Regions from separate parts of the Homo sapiens genome. Here region 2 is linked to region 1. A link is an interaction called in ENCODE POLR2A ChIA-PET data of the cell type or tissue named here. Cell type or tissue: PC-9. All regions are shown on one strand. Each heading gives the region's core, and the rest is flanking DNA. Links, peaks and the distances in the headings are about the cores only. Region 1 overlaps FGD6 (FYVE, RhoGEF and PH domain containing 6). Region 2 overlaps LOC107984545 (a long non-coding RNA gene).

Evidence for each region. Peaks named below come from ENCODE experiments on the same cell type or tissue, not always from the same donor. Only the 100,000 strongest peaks of a DNase experiment are listed, where the experiment ranks them.
Region 2: POLR2A ChIA-PET joins it to region 1 with 7 read pairs; 2 of 35 experiments call an interaction of 5 or more read pairs at or near these places.

What each region holds. Positions count from the first base shown.
Region 1 is chr12:95,103,985-95,114,259 of GRCh38, reverse strand. It overlaps FGD6 (FYVE, RhoGEF and PH domain containing 6), which reads left to right. Exons shown (of 21, transcript NM_018351.4): 9 at 559-609; 10 at 5,699-5,757; 11 at 5,841-5,912; 12 at 6,629-6,697; 13 at 7,223-7,306; 14 at 9,174-9,253. Among named protein-coding and RNA genes, the nearest start is that of NR2C1, 36 kb to the right of the region's middle. In PC-9, for the core only: no CTCF peak of the experiment used is centred there; no DNase peak of the experiment used is centred there; H3K27ac peaks cover 2,029 bases.
Region 2 is chr12:95,406,029-95,416,303 of GRCh38, reverse strand. It overlaps LOC107984545 (a long non-coding RNA gene), which reads left to right. Exons shown (of 7, transcript XR_001749267.2): 6 at 206-305; 7 at 8,167-8,365. Among named protein-coding and RNA genes, the nearest start is that of METAP2, 63 kb to the left of the region's middle. RefSeq lists an enhancer at 4,336-4,852. In PC-9, for the core only: no CTCF peak of the experiment used is centred there; a DNase peak (open chromatin) is centred at 3,213; H3K27ac peaks cover 445 bases.

The DNA.
Region 1 (10,275 bases), core at 1,613-9,612:
CAACTGTCTCCAGACATTGCCAGATGTACCCTAGGGGGCAAATTTGTCCCCATTTGAAAACCACCTGTTTAAATACATATATTGAGTTCCCTTGGTGTCCTGAGCATTGTTAGACTCTTAGATTAACAAATCCAGGAGACTTTTAGGGATTGGATTAATGCCTTAGAATTTTATACTAGACGTGTGTCTGATCTCAAGATTAAAGTACTTCCTATGTGTTGGGATAAAAGCTGAATTGGGCATTAGGAGACCTGAATTCTCATGCTGGCTCTGCCAACTAGAGGTTGTGTGAGTTGGGTGAGATCCTTTGCTCAGTAATCTGATTCCTCATCTCTAAAATAACCAATGTTTCCTCCAAGGCTTTTTCTAGCTCTGACTCTATGTCTTGATTTCAAATTGATCTCAGGGCTTTATTTTTTCACATTTTTAGAAAGTTAGCACAAGTTGGACTAGCATGTATATTAACCAGCAAGACTAATGAAGTATTGAAAAAGAAAGATATGTGTTTGGGGCTCACTGGTTTATTGTACTTAAATACTTTTTTTTCTTCTTTTCTAGATTATTTGAAGAATCTCATAGAAGATGCTGGAGATTACAGAGACACTCAAGGTAAATAACTTCTGTGGTTGCAGAAGTTTTTATATTATGTTTATTTAGGTAGGGCTAGAAAGTAAAAATATATTGATAACAAAATCCATTACAAACTCTCTTCATACGACTTGAAGGGCAGGTGCGGTGGCTCACACCTGTAATCCCAGCAGTTTGGGAGGCCGAGGCGGGTAGATCACCTGAGGTCAAGAGTTTGAGACCAGCCTGGCCTACATGGTGAAACCCCTTCTCTACTAAAAAAAATACAAAAACTAGCCAGGTGTGATGGTGCACGTCTGTAATCCCAGCTTCTTGGGAGGCTGAGGCAGGAGAATTGCTTGAACCCGGAAGGCGGAGGTTGCAGTGAGCCGAGATAGCGCCACTGCACTCCAGCCTGGGCGACAGAGCGAGACTCCTTCTCAAAAAAAAAAAAAAAAAAAGACTTGAGGCCTTCCTGGAAACTCCATTTTGAGCAGATTAACATAGAACCAGTTAAGTAGTAAAGCAGTGCTGGGGATAGGTGAGATGATATGGGCAGGGGAGACCCATGGCCAGCCCTGCATGGGAACCAGCCTCTTGCGACTGTGAAGCCAGCGTGGTGGCTGAGGTCAGGAATCTTTGCCCTCCTGTGCTCAGTCACTCTGTGCCCGTGCCATATTCAGTTTCCCTAGAGGTCCATTTCTTTGTCTTTCAAAAACAGGGATTGAACCAGATCTGCAAGGTCCTCAAGCTTCAAAATCATGAGTCCATGAAGTGACTAAACTACAAAGCAGGGATGAGTCTAAAAAAGCATATTATTCTGGCACTGTCTAACAATAGGATATTAGCCTTCCCTCAGCCCTAGTAGTACTTAAGGGAAACAATCCATTACAACATGAGGGACTCATAGCTAGTGGGATAATTGGAGTTCCTGTGTCTGTGTGCCTGTGTCTCTCTCCCTCACAATCTCTCTCCCTCCCTCTCTCGCAGATACACACACATACACACAGATTAATTCTGTTTGGGTGTTTCTGTTTATTCCCAACAACCTCTTTCAAATGTCACAGGTATACCCCTTGTTCTTTTTTTGTTTGAGACAGAGTCTCACTCTGTCACCCAGGCTGGAGTGCAGTGGCACGATATCGGCTCACTGCAACCTCTGCCTCCTGGGTTCAAGCAATTATCCTGCCTCAGCCCCCCAAGTAGCTGGGACTACAGGCATGTACCACCATGCCCGGCTGATTTTTGTATTTTTAGTAGAGATGGGGTTTCACCATATTGGCCAGGCTGGTCTCGAACTCCTGACCTCAAGTGATCTGCCCACCTTGGCTTCCCAAAGTGCTGGGATTACAGATGTGAGCCACCATGCCCAGCAACGCCTGGGTCTAACTGCAGAAACATGTTAAGCAAGTCCATTAATTTTATGAATTTTGATCACATTTTTTTTTTTTAATTTTTTGAGACAGAGTCTTACTTTGTCACCCAGGCTGGAGTGCAGTGGCATGAACACGGCTCACTGCAGCCTCAACCTCCTGGGCTCAAGTAATTCTCTTGCCTCAGCCCTCCAAGTAGTTGGGATTACAGGCACATACCATCACACCCTGCTAATTTTTATATTTTTTGTAGAGACAGGGTTTCACTATCTTGCCCAGGCTGGTCTCGAACTCCTGAGCTCAAGCGATCCACCTGCCTCAGTCTCCCAAAGTGCTGGGATTACAGGCATGAGCCACCACACCTGGCCTGATCACATTCTTGTATATCCTTTACATTTGCAGAGTAAAAAGTGAACATTTTTAACCCTTTTTGTAGAGATTCTTATATATTCTTTTAATCATTTTACTTCTCTTAACATCTTCTGTTTGTGTACATTATGCTTTTAAAGGCGGTTTTTTTTAAAGGAAAAGCTTGTGGTTGGGGATCTGACAAGTTTCCTGTCTTCAGTGATCATATCTAGTTGATGAAGAAGTTTATAATATCCATCAAATAAAGAACAAAGCAAATGACTTCAAAGTAAGGGTGCACCGAGCAGGACAGAATTATTTGGATGACAGAGAAAAGTGTGAAGGTTAAAGAGGCAGGGAAGCTTTGCAGGAAAAAGTAGGACTGGAGATGAGTGGGAGAGTGGGTGAGAGGAAAAATGAGCATTCCCGACGGCAGCCCCTCTCGTGAGGATACAAATTATACATGGAACTTATAGAATAGAAAGAAAACATCTGTCCTGGGTCCTGGGCTTCTGCCTTCAATGAAAGTGAGTTATTAGCTCCATTTTACACATAAAACAAATTCAGGGTCAGAGATTAAGGAGCTTATTTAAAGGAAATTACATGTGACAGCAAAGACATAGATGAGAAAACCAGTGAACAGTGAGGCCCACTGTATGGCCAGAGGCACAGCAATCATATGGTGAGCAGTGGCCGGGCGTGGTGGCTCATGCCTATAATCCCAGCAATTTGGGAGGCCGAGGCAGGTGGGTCACTTGAGGCCAGGAATTCAAGACCAGCCTGGGCAACATGGCAAAACCCTTTGCTACTAAAAATACAAAGATTAGTGGGGCATGGGGGTGCATGCCTGTAATACCAGGTACTCAGTAGCTGAGGCATGAGAATCGCTTGAACCTGGGAGATGGAGGTTGTAGTAAGCCGAGATCCCGCGACTGCACTGTAGCCTGGGCGACAGAGCAAGACTCTGTCTCAGGAAAAAAAGAGTGGTGAGCAGTGTGGATGAGACTTCAAGGGTGAGGGAAGGTGAGGCAAGAATAACTTTGAAAGGTAGGCAGAAGAGTTAAAGGAATAGAGGCATCAGGGCCTCTTAACGGGATGACGTGGGGAAAGTAGAATCACAGCATGGAGTAGGGAAGGTAGAGCTTGGGAGACCAGGTGACCAAGTAGCAGCAGCAGCTTTGTCATCCATTAAATCTTAAGGCATCTCTCCCCTGTCCACCGGGAATTCCAGCAGGCCAGAAAGCAGGAAATGTGTCCACGGTAACCTCTTGAACCTGCTGTGAAAAGGGTACCAGGCACCGTAAATTCTGATACATGGCTGAGTACCGTGGCTCACACCTGTAATCCCAGCACTTTGGGAGGCTGCGGCGGGTGGATCACCTGAGGTCAGGAGTTTGAGACCAGCCCTGCCAACATGGCGAAACCCCGTCTCTACTAAAAATACAAAAATTAGCTGGGCATACTGGTGTGCACCTGTAATGTCAGCTATGCAGGAGACTGAGGCAGGAGAATTGCTTGAATCTGGGAGGCGGAGGTTGAGTAAGCCAAGATCATGCCACTGCACTTCAGCCTGGGAGACAGAGCAAGACTGTCTCAAAAAAAAAAAAAAATTCTGATATATAGTCAGGGTCTCTATATAAGGAAAAACCTGCTTTCCTTTAATAATAGTGATGATGATACATGTGGAAAGAATACAGGCCGGGTGTGGTGGCTCACACCTGTAATCCCAGCACTTTGGGAGGCTGAGGCGGGCGGATCACGAGGTCAGGAGATCAAGACCATCCTGGCTAACACGGTGAAACCCCGTCTCTACTAAAAATACAAAAAATTAGCTGGACGTGGTGGCAGGTGCCTGTAGTCCCAGCTACTTGGGAGGCTGAGGCAGGAGAATGGTGTGAACCCGGGAGGTGGAGCTTGCAGTGAGCCAAGATCGCGCCACTGCACTCCAACCTGGGTGACAGAGCAAGAAAAAAAAAAAGAATACAGAAGCCTCCACGGCTGGTACCAGGAAGACAGTCCTTTGATAGATTACAATAACTGGACCAAAACACCTCAACCCCTTTTCAGAAATTGATTTACTGTTGTTGTTTTTGTTTCGTTTTGTTTTGTTGAGACAGGGCCTCATTCTGTCACCTAGGCTGGAATGCAGTGGTGTGATCTGGGCTCACTGCAGCCTTGACCTCCTGGGCTCAAATGATCCTCCCACCTGAGCGCCCCAAATTGCTGGACTGCAGACATGAGCCACGACACCCAGCTAATTTTTGGATTTTTTGTGGAAACAAGGTTTTACCTTATTGCTGAGGCTGGTCTCGATCTCCTGAGCTCAAATGATCCGCCCACCTCAGCCTTCCAAAGTGTTCGGATTACAGGCGTGAGCCACCGCGCCCAGCCACTCTTTTTTTTAATAGTCCTTTTTTTGATGACCACTGTCACTGCCACAGCAGCCTCAGGAGGAGATGCTTCCCTCTCTAACACTCTACCAGTTTTTCTCAGTGGGAATGCTACTGTCATATTGTTCTGAATAATCTTTGTGTGGGTTTCTAAGGAGTATTGCATGGAGTTTGGCATCCCTGCCTCCTACCCACCAAAGGCCAGTGGATCTTCCTGGTCATTGTGACAAGCAAAAATTGTCTTTACACAGGTTCACATGTCCCTAAGGGAGCACTATGGCCTTGGGTTGAGAATAACTGCAGCCCCAAAGCTGAGAAAATGCAGACTTTTTCCTTTAGACCTAGTTATAAAGATGACAAGGCTGGAGTATGGAAAAACACTTTGCTAAAGGCAAAGGGTTAATAAAAAGAATAAAACACAGATAGGCCCATGAAGCTAATAACCCAGCTCACAAAATGACACTTGCAAATTCCTAAGATCTGGGATGCTTCCATGTGGCATTTCCCCCATTTCTAATTCATGCCTCTTGGAATCAGACTAAGAGACTGAGACCTGATCTTAGTCATTTCTTGTAGTTTTTATTTCCTATAACAAGATCCTTTTTCCTCACGATCCTTTTCTCCCAAGACAGTTTATACTGGGCTGGTCCTTATCTTCCAGGTGAAATCCCATCCTTATCTTTGTAAACTTGAATAGGATAATCAAATCACAGCACAAAACAACCCTGACATTCATACTGTTAGTAAACATGGTCTACAGTGTCTCTTTAGAGTCTTCTTTTGGCTCATTGTTTCCCTATATATTGTTTTGGCCAGGTTTTTGGTGGTGGTGGTGTTGTTTGGTTTGGTTTGGTTTTGCCTTCATTGAACCTTATATTTCTGCCTACTCACAGTCAATAAGCTCCTCCAGAGGTTGGTTGCTATAAACTAGCTATCTTGTCCCCTGGAATTGCTTAATGTTGCAAACTATTTGTTTCCATTGTAATTACTAAATGCACGTTTTGTTCCTGCCTATTTCAGATGCCCTTGCTGTTGTTATAGAGGTAGCCAACCACGCCAATGACACCATGAAGCAAGGAGTAAGTGTCTTGTTGTCAGTGGCTGGTGTGGTCTTGAACCTGAAAGCCCAGGCCTTCATATGCTTTCCATTGTCTTTCTGTAGGACAACTTTCAGAAACTTATGCAAATTCAGTACAGCTTAAATGGACACCATGAAATTGTGCAGCCTGGTCGGGTAAGCATTTTACATTGCTTTTCGCAAACTTAATACGATGCATTTAGGTACCATCTGTATCTGTTTATCATTTTATAAAAATAGGTTGTTTTTGTTACTCTTCATTGATTCAATTTTGATCACTTTATCCGTTCAAAACATTCATGATGTAAGTCACTGTGACAATTCAATTAGGAATAAGCCCATTTATGAAGTAAGTCCAGTTCAATTAGGGGAGCGGCAAGGGACCCCACAGAGTATCTGATTTAATGGGATCGTTTTCTTGTGTGATGCCAGCGACCTCACACAGTTTTGAAGACAATTTCATTTAACATCTTTAATGTAAGAGAGGATTATGAAGGGAGGGGGGAGATTGGTATTTTGATCCTCCTCATATAGCACAAAAGTGGCCTAGGGAATTAATTCGGGAAAATTACAAAATGCGGTTGTCAGGATGTTGGGTATGCTTCAGGATCAAGTACACGCTCAGTCAATTACATGTGCCTCCATACAGTATCCCAGGGGCCAATATTGGAATTATCCAACCCTGCTTGCTTGTCCGATTCCTAAATGATTTAAGGGTTTAAAATTAACTATGACTGTAAAAAATCTCAAGGAAACTGTGGCTCCCCAGTCTGTCATGAAAAAAATTCTCAGGGAAGAAAGTTGAAAAGGAAATTATATTGTCGTTGTGTTGTGATGGTAGGACTAAATGGGTGTTTGTTTGGGTGAATCAGGTTTTTCTCAAAGAAGGAATTCTGATGAAGCTGTCTCGGAAAGTGATGCAACCTCGAATGTTTTTCCTGGTAAGAGGACTTGTGTAGTTCTGATGTGGCCGAGGTAGGGATAGTTGCTTAAGGAAAGGAGACGTTTATACATGGTAGATAAGCTTAGCACCTTCAAATATCAGCCTCACCAGCTTCTTGAACTGGCCGTACCACTTAATTGCATTTCAAGTATGGGAAATAACGTCTGTTATGATGTATAACCAGAAGATTATTTCTTTTTGGAATTTATTCCATTTCTAACTTGGAAAATTGTTCTAATCATTTGTTTAGGCAGACTAATACCTTTGTGGGATTTAGAATTCAAAAAACATTAAATCTGTTACAGAACTTGGAAATAAAGCACGTTTTCCAGAAAGTGCCTTTTAAATTATATTCTAATAAACATTCTGGGTAGTTCTAGTGTATATAGCAGAATATAAGTATTTTATTCAGAGAGCTATTAGCAAAGAGGTATTATTTATCCTTTAATCTTGTATCTTGTCAAAATCTTTGTGGCAGTAATGTGTTTCTTTACTTTCTCCCCTGAAATGTTTCTACTTTCAGTTTAATGATGCCCTGCTGTATACAACACCAGTGCAGTCTGGGATGTATAAACTGAACAACATGCTCTCACTGGCTGGAATGAAGGTGTGTGCATCTGTTAGATGTTTTGTTTTTTGTTTTGTTTTGTTTTGTTTTGTTTTGTTTGAGACGGGGTCTCATTCTGTCACCCAGGCTGGAGTGCAGTGGTACAATCTTGGCTGACTGCAACCTCCACCTCCTGGGTTCAAGTGATTCTTCTGCCTCAGCCTCCTGAGTAGCTGGGACTACAGGCACCCACCACCACGCCTGGCTAATTTTTGTATTTTCGGTAGAGACGGGTTTCACCATGTTGGCAGGCTGGTCTCGAACTCCTGACCTCAGGTGATCAGCCTGCCTTGGCCTCCCAAAGTGCTGGGGTTACATAGGTGTGAGACATGATGCCCACCCAGGTGATTTGTTTTTAAACCCAAATAAGGTCAGTGTGGTGGCTCACATGCCTATAATCCTAGCACTTTGGGAGGCTGAGGCCGGTGGATCACAAGGTCAGGAGTTTGAGATCAGCCTGACCAACATAGTGAAACTCCATCTCTACTAAAAATACAAAAAAAAAACAAACAAAAATTAGCCAGGCGTGGTGGCGCACACCTGTAATCCCAGCTACTCAGGAGGCTGAGGCAGGAGAATCGCTTGAACCTGGGAGGCGGAGGTGTCAGTGAGCTGAGCTCGCGCGACTACACTCCAGCTGGAGCAACAGAGTGAGACTCCTTCTCAAAAAAAAAAAAAAAAGCCCAAATAAAGGCTGGGCGTAGTGGCTCACACCTGTAGTCCCAGCACTTTGGGAGGCTGAGGCAGGATAATAACTTGAGCTCAAGAGTTAGAGACCAGCCTGGGCAACACAGTGAAACCCCCATCTCTATTAAAAATAATAACAACAACAAATATATATTTTAGAGAAAATTCCCTAAGATAAACATCTTTCTTATATCCTTTACTTTTCTGTCTATATATGTTACTGTTTATGCATTTGTTTTGTTTTGTTTTGTTTTTTTGTGACAGAGTCTCACTCTGTTACCCAGGCTAGAGTGCAGTGGTGCGATCTCAGCTCACTGCAACCTCTGCCTCCCGAGTTTGAGAGATTCTCCTGACTCAGCCTCTTGAGTAGATGGGACTACAGGCTCAGCTAATTTTTGTATTTTTCACAGAGACGGGGTTTCACTATGTCGGCCAGGCTGGTCTCAAAGTCCTGACCTCAAGTGATCCACCCACCGTCGCATCCCAAAGTGCTGAGATTACAGGCGTGAGCCACTGCGCCCTGCCTGTTTATGCATTTGATTATTCATTCATGTAGTCATTTGTTCACTCATGCATTAATGTATTCATAGGATATTTATTGAGAACTACTATAAACAAAACAGTAATGGGTTTGGTGGAAGATATGAAGATAAGTTGAAGCATGATTCTTATTGTCTTTCCTCCCCCAGGGACTTAGCAACTAGTTGGGAAGACAGTACACTACACGTAAATACCTATAAAGTAGACAGTAATAAATATCACTATAAAGGCACAATTACAGTTTTGGGAATTCAGAAAATAAAGAACTTGCAGTGTTTGATGGTCATGGTGGGGACTGGCCTGTAGCTTTTGAGAGCAGCTAGGAAAGAAGGAGAAAGAGGAGGAAGAGCCAGTGGACCTTAAAGTATAGGTCACATTTGGCCATGCTGAGATGTAAGGGAAAGGCATTCCAGGTGGAGGGCATACTGTGAGCAAAGTCCTGGAGGTGGGAAAGGTGGGCTGGTGTGTGGGCTTTTCAATTCATCTGAAGCATAGAGTAGATGAAGGAGAACAGCAGTAGAGAAAGCTGGATAGGAAGATTGGTTGTGGATGTAAGCAGCCAGGGCCATTGGACAACTTCAGCTCATTGATATGGTTTTCAGTAGGATGAGTCGGCTCAAATTGTTGTGCTTTCTTCCAGGTCAGAAAACCTACCCAAGAAGCCTATCAGAATGAATTAAAGATTGAAAGTGTAGAACGTTCCTTCATTCTCTCAGCCAGGTAAATTTTTTCTTCTTCTTTTTTTTTTTTTTTTTCTCATTCTGAGTCTGCTTGCTAGGGAATGTCAGGAAAATTTTGGTTTTTGGTTTTTTTTGAGACAGCATCTCACTCTGTCACCCAGGCTGGAATGCAGTGGCACAATCACGGCTCACTGCAGCCTCCACCTCCATGGCCCAAGCAGTTCTCCCACCTCAGCCTCTTGAGTAGCTGGGACCACAGGCATGCACTACCATACCCGGCTAACTTTAAAAATATTTTTTTGTATGCCAGGTGTGGTAGCTCACCCCTGTAATACCAGGACTTCGGGAGGCTGAGCTGGGCAGATCACTTGAGGTCAGGAGTTTGAGACCAGCCTAGCTAACATGAACATGATTAAACCCCATCTCTACTAACAATACAAAAATTAGCCAAGTATGGTGGCAGGCACCTGTAGTCCCAGCTACTCAGGAGGCTGAGGCAGGAGAATTGCTTGAACCCAGGAGGCGGAGGTTGCAGTGAGCGAAGATCCCACCACTGCACTCCAGCCTAGGTGACAGAGAGAGATTCTGTCTCAAAAAAAAAAATTTTTTTTTTAGAGATGGGGTCTCCATATGTTCCCCAGGCTGATCTTGAACTCCTGAGCTCATGCAATCTTCCCACCTTAGCTTCCCAAAGTGCTGAGATTACAGGTGTGAGTCACTGTGCCGGCCTATTTTTAAGAATACATAAACATAGATTTTTGTGAGTATAACAGGGAAAGATATTGCCAACACTTTTTGCACTTAGGTTAGCTACTGACTTTTTGTTCTTCTTTTTCTTCTTTCCCAATACCGTGCAGTTTTACTCTTGATTTACCATGCAAGGAAGTGGCTGAGAGCAGAGGCAACAGTATGCTAGAAGCACAGAGATTAAAATGTTCTTCTGAATAGAATAACAATGGTGAAAGTGCTTTGCTGATCATTTTTTAAGTGGCTATTTCAAATTGTTTTTAAGAACAACTAGTGCTTTATAGGTTATTAGGAAATTTGTAGGTGTCACTTAAA
Region 2 (10,275 bases), core at 1,520-9,519, 300 kb before region 1:
GGTTATTCTTAGGCTGATGATTTGCATACTTTGACACAAATGGATTTTGGTTCCTTTTACACATAGGCTTTGGTAGACTGATGGCTGGGCAGGATTTACACAGTGAGTACTGAACTGGTATAAATTTTGAAATATCCCTTTTCTCTTTGTTTGTTTATTTATTTATATTCTTTTTGTATTTAATATGTGTGTCTTCTTTTTTAAGGTTGGATCTTTCAACATCCTTACTCAAAATGGGAAATTCTGAAGTGGAAGACAGTCCCCAGTATAGCTGTGAAGAGACTACAAGTAGCCATAATTCAAATGTAGGAAGCCCTCCATAGTCTTTATAATCATAGACTTTTATAAAGCATATGGTTTGATGGGCAAGAAGAAACGCAGAGCATGTGGCCCCCCAGACAAGTCACCTTATCACGATACCTGCCTATTGTATCTGTAATATGAAAACATATATACACAGCTGCACACACAAACTCCTCTCTTCCTGGTAACTTATGGGAAATTCACTATATGGCACATGAACTTATCAGTGCATCAGCCTTGTTAGGTGACTGGTACAGGATTATATGTGAAAATAGTGGGGAGTAAAAACAAACAAAAAAGGAAAGTAGTGGGGAGGAGGGAAGGAAGAAAAGAGGAAGCCAGGGAAAGAAAAGTCAGTTGTAGGCAAAGCACCGTTCTAAGAAAACATAAATCCAGTCCCTATATTCAAGGAACTTATCTCCTAGAATGGGAAACTAAGCATTTCAGCAAGCTAACAATCAACAGAGGACAAATCAAATAATCAGGAGGTAACAATAGAAACCACTGACAAAATATCTAGTCTGTGCTAGACAGCAGACCTGATGCTTTAAATAGGTCATGTATACTCCTCACAAAAACCCCATGAGACAGGTATGATGACCCCACTTTACAGATGGTACCGATGTACCATAAAGTGTGGCCATTTGTTCACAGTGATACAGCTAGAAAAAGGCAGAGCCAGAGGTAAAACCCAGCTTTATGTGACTCCTAAGTCCATTTATTTATTTTTCTTTTTTATTTATGTTATTATTTTTAGAAACAGAGTCCTGCTCTGTCCCCCAGGCTGGAGTGCAGTGGCACAGCATGGCTTACTGTCATCTAAAACTACTGGGCTCTAGTGATCCTCCTGCCTCAGCCTCCTGGGTAGCTGGGACTACAGGTGTGTGCCATTACACCCAGTTAATTTTAAAATTTTTTATAGAGATAGGGTCTTGCTATGTTGCCCAGGCTGGTCACAAACTCCTGGGCTCAAGTGATCTTCCTGCCTTGGCCTCCCAGGGTGTTGGGATTACAGGTGTGAGCCACTTTGCCCGGCCCATTTTTCACCATGAATTGTTTCTACTCCAGTTCTTCACCTAGCATCTGGTGTGAAAAAAACCACTTATCGCTTTTCAGGGTGTATTTTAAACATAAAGATGCTTGGTATTTAAATTTTTCAAAAATTTAGAAAGGTGTCAGAAAGAAATTAAAATCACACAATATTATCACCAAGAGAATACCGTTTCAACATTTTGGCATATTTTCTTCCAAACTTTTCTCCAATATACATACACACACACCCCACGCATACATATAGTGAATATATACTATGTATTTGTGTGTGTGTGTGTATATATATATATATATAATATACTTATTTTTTGAATAACATTTTTGTCCTGCTTTTTTATTCTTTCACTTGATCATTAGCATTTTCCTGTGATATTAAGTTCTTCAGAAAAAAGATTTTGAATGGCTGCTTTGAATTCCATTGCATGGATGGTCTATGATTTTTTTGAACCATTCTCCTATTATTGAACATTTATGTTTGTACAACTATCCTACATTTTTTTTGTTTCTTTGGGTCCTTCCTAAAGCTAGATTTCTCAAAGTGAAATTTTGTTAAAGGATATGAACATTTTTAAGGCTCTAGAGATGTACCACAAAATCGCTTTTCAAACAAAAATGCCAGCTAACTTTTCATAGCAAAGTATGAGAGATCCCATTGCAGCATTCTTTTTTTTTTTTTTTTTTTTTAAGAAATGCAGTCTTGCTCTGTTGCCCACGCTGGTCTCGAACTCCTGGCCTTAGGCCATCCTCCTGCTTCAGCCTCCCAAAATACTGAGATGACAGGCATGAGCCACCGCGTGCAGCTCCATCACAGCATCCTTAGCACTGAACAGAATTAACATGCTTGTTCAACTTTGCAAAATTGGTAGGCAAAAAATACTCTTTTAAGTGTCTATTTCTTTAATAATTAGAGAGATTTAACTTTGTATTTCTTGATCTTTTAAGAAATTTCTGGCTGGGCACAGTGGCTCACACCTGTAATCCTAGCCCTTTAGGAGTAGGTAGCATATTTTAATGGAAAGAAAACCAAACTTGCAGGGAGTGTACAGGAAGTGTGTGTGTTTTCTGCTTTATTTTGCTATGAACCTAAAACTGTTCTGAATAATGAAGCATTTTTTTTATTTGAAAGAATGTAAAACCCCAGTTGAGGTCAGAACACTCAGGTTCCTTAGTCAATGGGTGCGGGATCTTGTGTAAGTTACTTGGACTCCCTGAACCTCAATGTCTTCAGTCAGTTAGGGAAAATAACATGTCTCTGTTTAGTACTGCGGGTTATAAAGCTGAAATCAACACAATATACATAAACATGTTTTGTAGACACTAAAGCACTAAGCAAGTAAAAGGTATTTTAAAAATAATAACGTAATACCATCAGAGGTTGTTTCTTTTTTTTTTTTTTTTTTTTGAGACGGAGTCTCGCTCTGTCACCCAGGCTGGAGTGCAGTGGCATGATCTTCGCTCACTGCGACGTCCCCCTCCCAGGTTCAAGCAATTCTCCTGCCTCAGTCTCCCAAGTAGCTGGGATTATAGGCATGCACCACCATGCCCAGCTAATTTTTGTATTTTTAGTAGAGACAGGGTTTCACCATGTTGGCCAGGCTGGTCTTGAACTCCTGACCTCAAGTGATCCACCCCCCTCACCCTCCCAAAGTGCTGGGATTACAGGCATGAGGCACTGTGCCCGGCCCAGAGGAGCTTTCTTGAAACAAGTGGGTTTAGAACCAAGAAGAGATGGCTTGACAGAGATGATGATAGAGGAGGAGAGTTTAGCTGGCACACAGCAGCAGGGATGAGTAAGAGGCCATTATACATGACCCATAATAACAAACTCTCACGGCAGTGGTTTTTTAATGAGATTTGCTGAAGTTGCTAGAATTCATTCCCAAGGGATCTGTCATGCGTAGACTCCAAGCTTTAAAAACAGCACATGTAATTTTATGTGTATGATGAAACATTTCTGTAAGAAAAGCAGCAAAATCTTAACATCCCCAGGTTACTGGCATTAGAAATACCATGGAGATTAAATTAATACTTGCTGGATGAATTGCAATTTTAGGCAAATCAGAACTTTCAGCCTAGTTACCCTACCAAATTTCTATGTTTGCTCAACATGGAACATTATAGAACTTTACTATTAAGTCAGGCCCAGGGAGATTAAGGGCAGGAAAAAAGACAGAAGCTTCTCTAACTCCAGGGGCAAGTCTACCCTGGGATAGACTCTGTGGATTTATCACAAGAAGTCTGGTCTGACAAACATAGTGAAACTATCCCAGACCAGTTCCCAAGGTACTTCTGAAAGCAGAGCTCATTCCCCAGGAAGGGTCTATGTGGACCTTCTGTCTGGTGCTGAATCAGATCTCTGGTCTGTAATTGATGACACTCAAGTTCTCTGATTTTAGTCATATTCACTGTTGCAGCATGGCGGTGCAAAGCAGGGGAATTCTGGGCTTGCTTCTAATCCTGATCCTACTATTCTTTAGGTGTGCGACCAGGGATATAAGAGTCAATATAGCATAAAGGTTTAGAACCCAGGCTCTGGAGTCCACATGACTCTCATTTGCCAATCATGGGATTTGAGACATTTAGCTTCTCAAAGCTCTACTTTCCTCGTGTAAAATGGGAATCCTAATAGAATCTGCCTCATAGGGTTATTGAAAGCATTAAATGAAATCATAAGCTAAATACCTTAGCACAGTCTCTAGAGTATAGCAAATGTTTGATAAGCAGTTAACTATTATGTTGCAATTATTGTTCCCTTTTCTGCATTTGGCTCCCTCATCTGTAAAATGGGATTAGATATTCTCCAAGCATCCTTCAGCTCTTACATTCAACGAGTGCCCCTACCATATTGAATTTAGCTTACTATTAGATTAGAGCCAATCTGAGATAAAGATTGGCTTTGAGATGTAGTTTGAGATTTGAGATATAGTTCCTTTTTGAGATGTAGTTCCCTTTTATTCCAGCCTCTGTCTTAGAGGGCTAGAACAATTGGGTAACTTGTGAGTTAGAGAATGACTGTTCCGTAAGACCTGAAAATGGCTTTCCCTGGGAATGACCAGCTGCCTGAAACTTCCAAGAAACCATTTTGTGCAAGTATTAGGGTACCTTTGACAAATGAATAAACTTGGTGATAATTGTCACCTGTTGGAGAATCCAGGGATCAACTTCTGGCCCTCAGGCAAGAGGAAAGCAGGACAACTACCACTGTCAACCTTGAGAAAAGGCAGAGAAAAGGCCGTCTTTGTTGGCACGCCAGGCTGATTGGCCTTGACACAATGACTAAAAGACTCTTTGTCTAGGGCATGTTAAAGGGATTAGAAAAGGAAGCACTGCTTTTAAAAAGGTAATGGGGAACTTTCCCAAATTACAGCTGCCTACTCAACGTATTTGATTAATGTGGCATTTATAGAATGTGAGAGATTTTGCCTGGGTTTTTTTTTTGCACAAGGGCTTTTGTATCTGAATTTTTGGCCTTGTTAGTAGGGAGGGGAAGTGTGCCTTTTTTCTCCCAATGATTATAGGTACTCATACTTTAGAGTACTTAGCTTTCTTTTAAGAATAATCCAAAAGGTCCATTTGTAGAAAGTCAGAAAAATAGAATCCCGTATAGGCACTGAATGAAAGGGCTGTGGTGTAGGCTTGGAAAGTGGTCATTAGGCTTGGGCTTGTAAATATGTGTTGTTAGGCTGACATTCTGCCAGCCTTTGGTGCTTTTCAATGGAGTGGCATGCGTGTGTTCTGGGGTGGGGAAGAGTGGCAATCTATAAGTGCTTTGCTTTTGTCACATTGTTCAAAAATTCTGCCCGCTCACCTCATTTTTGACAGTGGGATACATTTTCATGAGAATATGGGAAAGAAAGGAAGGAGAGTCAGGAGGAGGGAAGCAAGAGAAGAGACAAAAGGGAAGGGAGAGGGGGCAGTTGTTTTAACCAAGCATTTCTATTTTCCAACTACTCAGTGAGTGGCAGATCTGGCCCTTATCCACCCTTCTGGCTCTAGTTCCTTCCCCAACAATGGTGTTGCTATTATACTTTTCCCTGCTTTCTTAATCAGCTGTATTATTTCCAAGTACTTATTCTTTTTTTTTTTTTTTTTTTTTTTTTTTTTTTGAGACGGAGTCTCGCTCTGTCGCCCAGGCCGGGCTGCGGACTGCAGTGGCGCAATCTCGGCTCACTGCAAGCTCCCCTTCCCGGGTTCACGCCATTCTCCTGCCTCAGCCTCCCGAGTAGCTGGGACTACAGGCGCCCGCCACCGCGCCCGGCTAATTTTTTGTATTTTTAGTAGAGACGGGCTTTCACCTTGTTAGCCAGGATGGTCTCGATCTCCTGACCTCATGATCCACCCGCCTCGACCTCCCAAAGTGCTGGGATTACAGGCGTGAGCCACCGCGCCCGGCCCTTATTCTTAATCCTTTAAAAAGTTTCCTTTCAGCATAGCTCTTCCCACTCCCCAAGCCCCACACCCATCCAGTAAATGTGCCACATGTATACACACACACACAAAACACAGAGACCAATTCTCCTCAACACTCCAAATCCTCCTTGACATATGTAAGCTCAATTTTAGGAAATTTTAAGCATGCCTTAAAAATGAAAACTACTGGGGATTCCCAGTGGACTCTGCTCTGAATCTGAAGGAACTCTCCAAGGGTGGCTTCAGAGATTTGTCTTCACGCTGTTGCTGAGATCTAGTTGTTTGTTTTGAGCTTTACTCTATGTCCACATTGGAAATGCACAAACTGCTGACTTCTTTGAGAAGAAGGCTCCCAAGTCTCCTAACTTCTCCTAACTAGGGTCCTGGTACTTCTGGCTGTTCTCAAGGGTTGGTCTTCATTCTGTCCGGTTACATCCCCACACTGTGTTTTGTTTTGTTTTGTTTTGTTTTTAGACGGAGTCTCTCTCTGTCACCCAGGCTGGAGGGCAGTGGTGCGATCTCAGCTCACTGCAATCTCCCCATCTCGGGTTCAAGCGATTCTCCTGCTTCAGCCTCTCAGGTAGCTGGGATTACAGGCGTGCACCACCATGCCCGGCTAATTTGTGTATTTTTAGTAGAGACAGGGTTTCACCATGTTGGCCAGGCTGCTCTCGAACTCTTGGCCTCAAGTCATCTGCCTGCCTTAGCCTCCCAAAATGCTGGGATTACAGGTGTGATCCACTGCACCCAGCCCCCACATCTGTTTCAATGAGTGAGAAGCCCAGCAGCCTGCCTTTGGGTGCTGGGGCCAAGGAGTAGAGGCAAGCCAGCCAGTCTATGCAGATATTAAACAGGTGATGCTGGTGTCCAAGAGAGCTAAGCATGTCTCTCCAGTACATGACCTCTGCTTTACCAGCTTGACTCCTGGAGGCTTCTCCTTTTAATTTTTATTATACTATTATTTTTAGAGACATGGTCTTGCCGTGCTACTCAGGCTGGTCTTGAACTCGTGGCCTCAAGCAATCCTCCTGCCTCGGCCTCCCAGTGTGTTGGGATTACAGGTGTAAGCCACTGCACCTGACTGAGGCTTCTAATGGAATGTTGCTAACAGCTACTGTTTGGCATGCTTGGGTACAGGAGTGTCTGTGGTTGTGTTTATAAGTATGTGCATACACACACGTGCACGTGTGTGCATGTGTGTTGGGATTGAAAAGCTGGGCTGGGCAAGAACTAGGAAGGTCTGCTTCATCAGCTTTATCCTCAGATACAGAGCCCGGGGAGGTCTAGTAATGAATTTGGAATTGGGGTGTGCATGACATTGAATCCTGGCTTTACCACGTAGCCACGTAGCCGTATAACTCAGGCACTTCTTTTGTTATGAGTCTTGCCTGTGGAAGAAACCTAATGAATATTTGTGAATGATACATGAATATTCTAAGATGCTACCTTCATATCAGGGTCTCAGTGTAAAACCTAGGAATGACAGGTATTTTTTCCTTTACCACGTTATTATTAACAAATGTGTAGGTTCCTCACCAAATTGTAACCATAACAACTAGGATTTGTAGGATGCATACTAAAGGCGGGGGTCTATGCGCAGAGGTTTGTATTCATTAATCAGATAATTCTTACATTTCCAATAGGTATTAGCGTCCCCATTTTACAGATGAAGAAACCAAGACTCAGAGGAGTTTAGTAGTCTGTCCTCATTCCCGTGGTGCCAAGTGGCAGAGTCAGGATTCACATTTAGTTTATTTTTTATTTTTATTTTTTTTAGACAGAGTCTTGCTCTGTTGCCCAGGCTGGAGTGCAGTGGTGTGATCTCGGCTCACGCAGCCTCTGCCTCCCAAGTTTGAAGCAATTCTTGTGCCTCAGCCTCCTGAGTAGCTGGGATTACAGGCGCATGCCACCATGCCCAGATAAATTTTTTTTTGTTGTTGTTATTTTTAGTAAAGACAGGATTTCACCACGTTGGCGAGGCTGGTCTCAAACTTCTGGCTTCAAGTGATCCACCCACCTCAGCCTTCCGAAATGCTGGGATTACAGGCATGAGACACCACGCCCGGCCTCACAGTTCGTTCTTATCTAGAGCCTGTACTGCTCCATGCTGCTCCTGTGAGCACAGGGACGATGCACTATTCCTTATATTTCCTACAGCCTCTGGTACAGTGCTGCACACACAGGAGGTGCTCAATAACTGTTTAAATTGGAAGCACTCAATACACACTAGCTAGGGACTCAGGATGAATCTTGAAATCCAGCTCTTCCGACTTAAAGGAAGCTTATTACATCCATGTAAAGGTGAGGCTCCAGGGGCCTCAAACAGAGCCCCTGGCCCTCCTGCAGACCTTGATAAGACCAAGAAGCAAGCCGTGTCTTGAATTCTCTTCTTTTGAACAGCAAAATAGAAGAAGCAAAGCAAAAAAAAGAGGGCGTCAACAAACAACTTATCCGGCGCCGCTATGAGGACCTGGAAGGCGTGGAGGAGAGCAGGGATCAGCAGTGCTCACAGAGTTTCTGGCTGGAGCTGCTGGAGAAGAAGCCTCAGATGCCAATTGTCAAAAAGGCTGACCCCAACATGAAAAAATTCCATTACGCTCTGGTGGATGGCTCCTCTCTGACCTAATATCCTTGTGAAAATCCCAGGCGGGAAGGAGGATGAAGGGGGCAGGTCGTGATGGAAGGGGCTGACAGCTGGGGGTTTCCATTTCAGCAGAAAAAACCCAGGAAGGATTGGGAAAAGAGGTCTCAGACCTTGAGTTTGTTAATCCCTTTTTACCAATGGTCCACATCCCCACAATCTGGGGGCAAGAGAAATCAACCCAAAAAAGAAGTTGGGGCAAGTTCCTCACTTTACAACCTTCTTTTTTTATTTTTATTTTTTTTCCCCACAGGATCCTGCTCTGTTGCCTAGGCTGGAATGCAATGGCACAATCTTGGTTCACTGCAGCCTCAGCCTCCCAGGCTCAAGCCATCCTCCCATCTCAGCCTCCTGAGTAGCTGGGATTACAGGCACATGCCACCATGCCCGGCTAATTTTTGTATATTTTGTACAGACAGGGTTTTACCATGTTGTCCAGGCTGGTCTCAAACTCCTGGCCTCAATTGATCCTCCTGCCTCGGCCTCCCAGAGTGCTGGGATTAAAGGCGTGAGCCACTGCACTCAGCCCAAGCTTCCTTCTTTTTAAGGGAAGCTCTGGTCATCGTGCATATATTTTTTTGCACGTTTTTGTTTGTTTGTTAATTCTAATTTTTTAAACAATGTTTTAATATTACATTAAAATAGAGACAGTGTCTCACTATATTGCTCAGGCTGCTGTCAAACTGCTGGCCTCAAGTGATCCTTCTGCCTCAGCCTCCCAAAATGTTGGGATTACAAGTGTGAGCCACTGCACCCAGCCATGTAGCTGATATTTGTGTGAAGTGCCTGAGGGCTCAGGTGATTCTGAGAAACAAGTTGTCCTTGGTTTATTTTCCTGCTTAGAGAGAATGCCATGGGGATTTAGCATCTAGAGAATCTAGCTAAGAAAGAAGAGAACTTTTATAATCAGCTCCTACAAATCCAAAATGAAAAAGGCCTCAAGAGTCCATTGCAGACAGTTTTGGAGAGGTCGGTACAGGTAGGTTTTGTGAAATTGTTCGCATATCTGTAATCATCCTCAGCCCCTCTTTACCCCTACCTATCCACAGATGTTGTCAGGACAACTGATCCTCCTGCTCTATGCTGGAACGAGCTCATTGAGAAATACTAGGTCACAATGCACAGCTTTGGTTTCCAGCACTCTAGCCATTAACAGGACCAGTCTAACCAGACTCCCTTGTTATTATTCACAGATTGGCTTCAAAGAATTTAGGATTAAAATGAGGGTGCAGAAATACGCATGGATGGGAAGAACATGCTGCTGAAAATCATGAAGCCTGTGTGCTGGTCTGGCGCTACCGTTATCACGCTCAGAGACTATGGGAGTGAGAGGCACCCTCTCTGGCCCTCCCATTGCCTTATCTGTAAATTGCTGATTTTTTTTTTTCCCCGAGATGGAGTCTTGCTCTGTCACCCAGGCTGGAGTGCAGTGGCGAGATCTTGGCTCACTGCAACCTCTGCCTCCCGGAATCTAGCAATTCTCCTGCCTCAGCCTCCCAAGTAGCTGGGATTACAGGTGCCCACCACCACACCCGGCTAATTTTTGTATTTTCAGTAGAGACAGGGTTTCACCGTGTTAGCCAGGCTTATCTCGAACTCCTGACCTCATGATCCGCCCACCTCAGCCTCCCAAAGTGCTGGGATTATAGGAGTGAGCCACCGTGTGCAGTCTGATTTTTTTTTTTTTTTTTTGAGATGGAGTCTCACTGTGTCACACAGGCTGGAATGCAATAGTGCAATCTCGGCTCACTGCAACCTGCACTTCCCAGGTTCAAGCCTTTCTCCTGCCTCAGGCTCCCAAGTAACTGGGATTACAGGCATGTGCCACCATGCCCAGCTAGTTTTGTATTTTTAGTAGAGACGGGGTT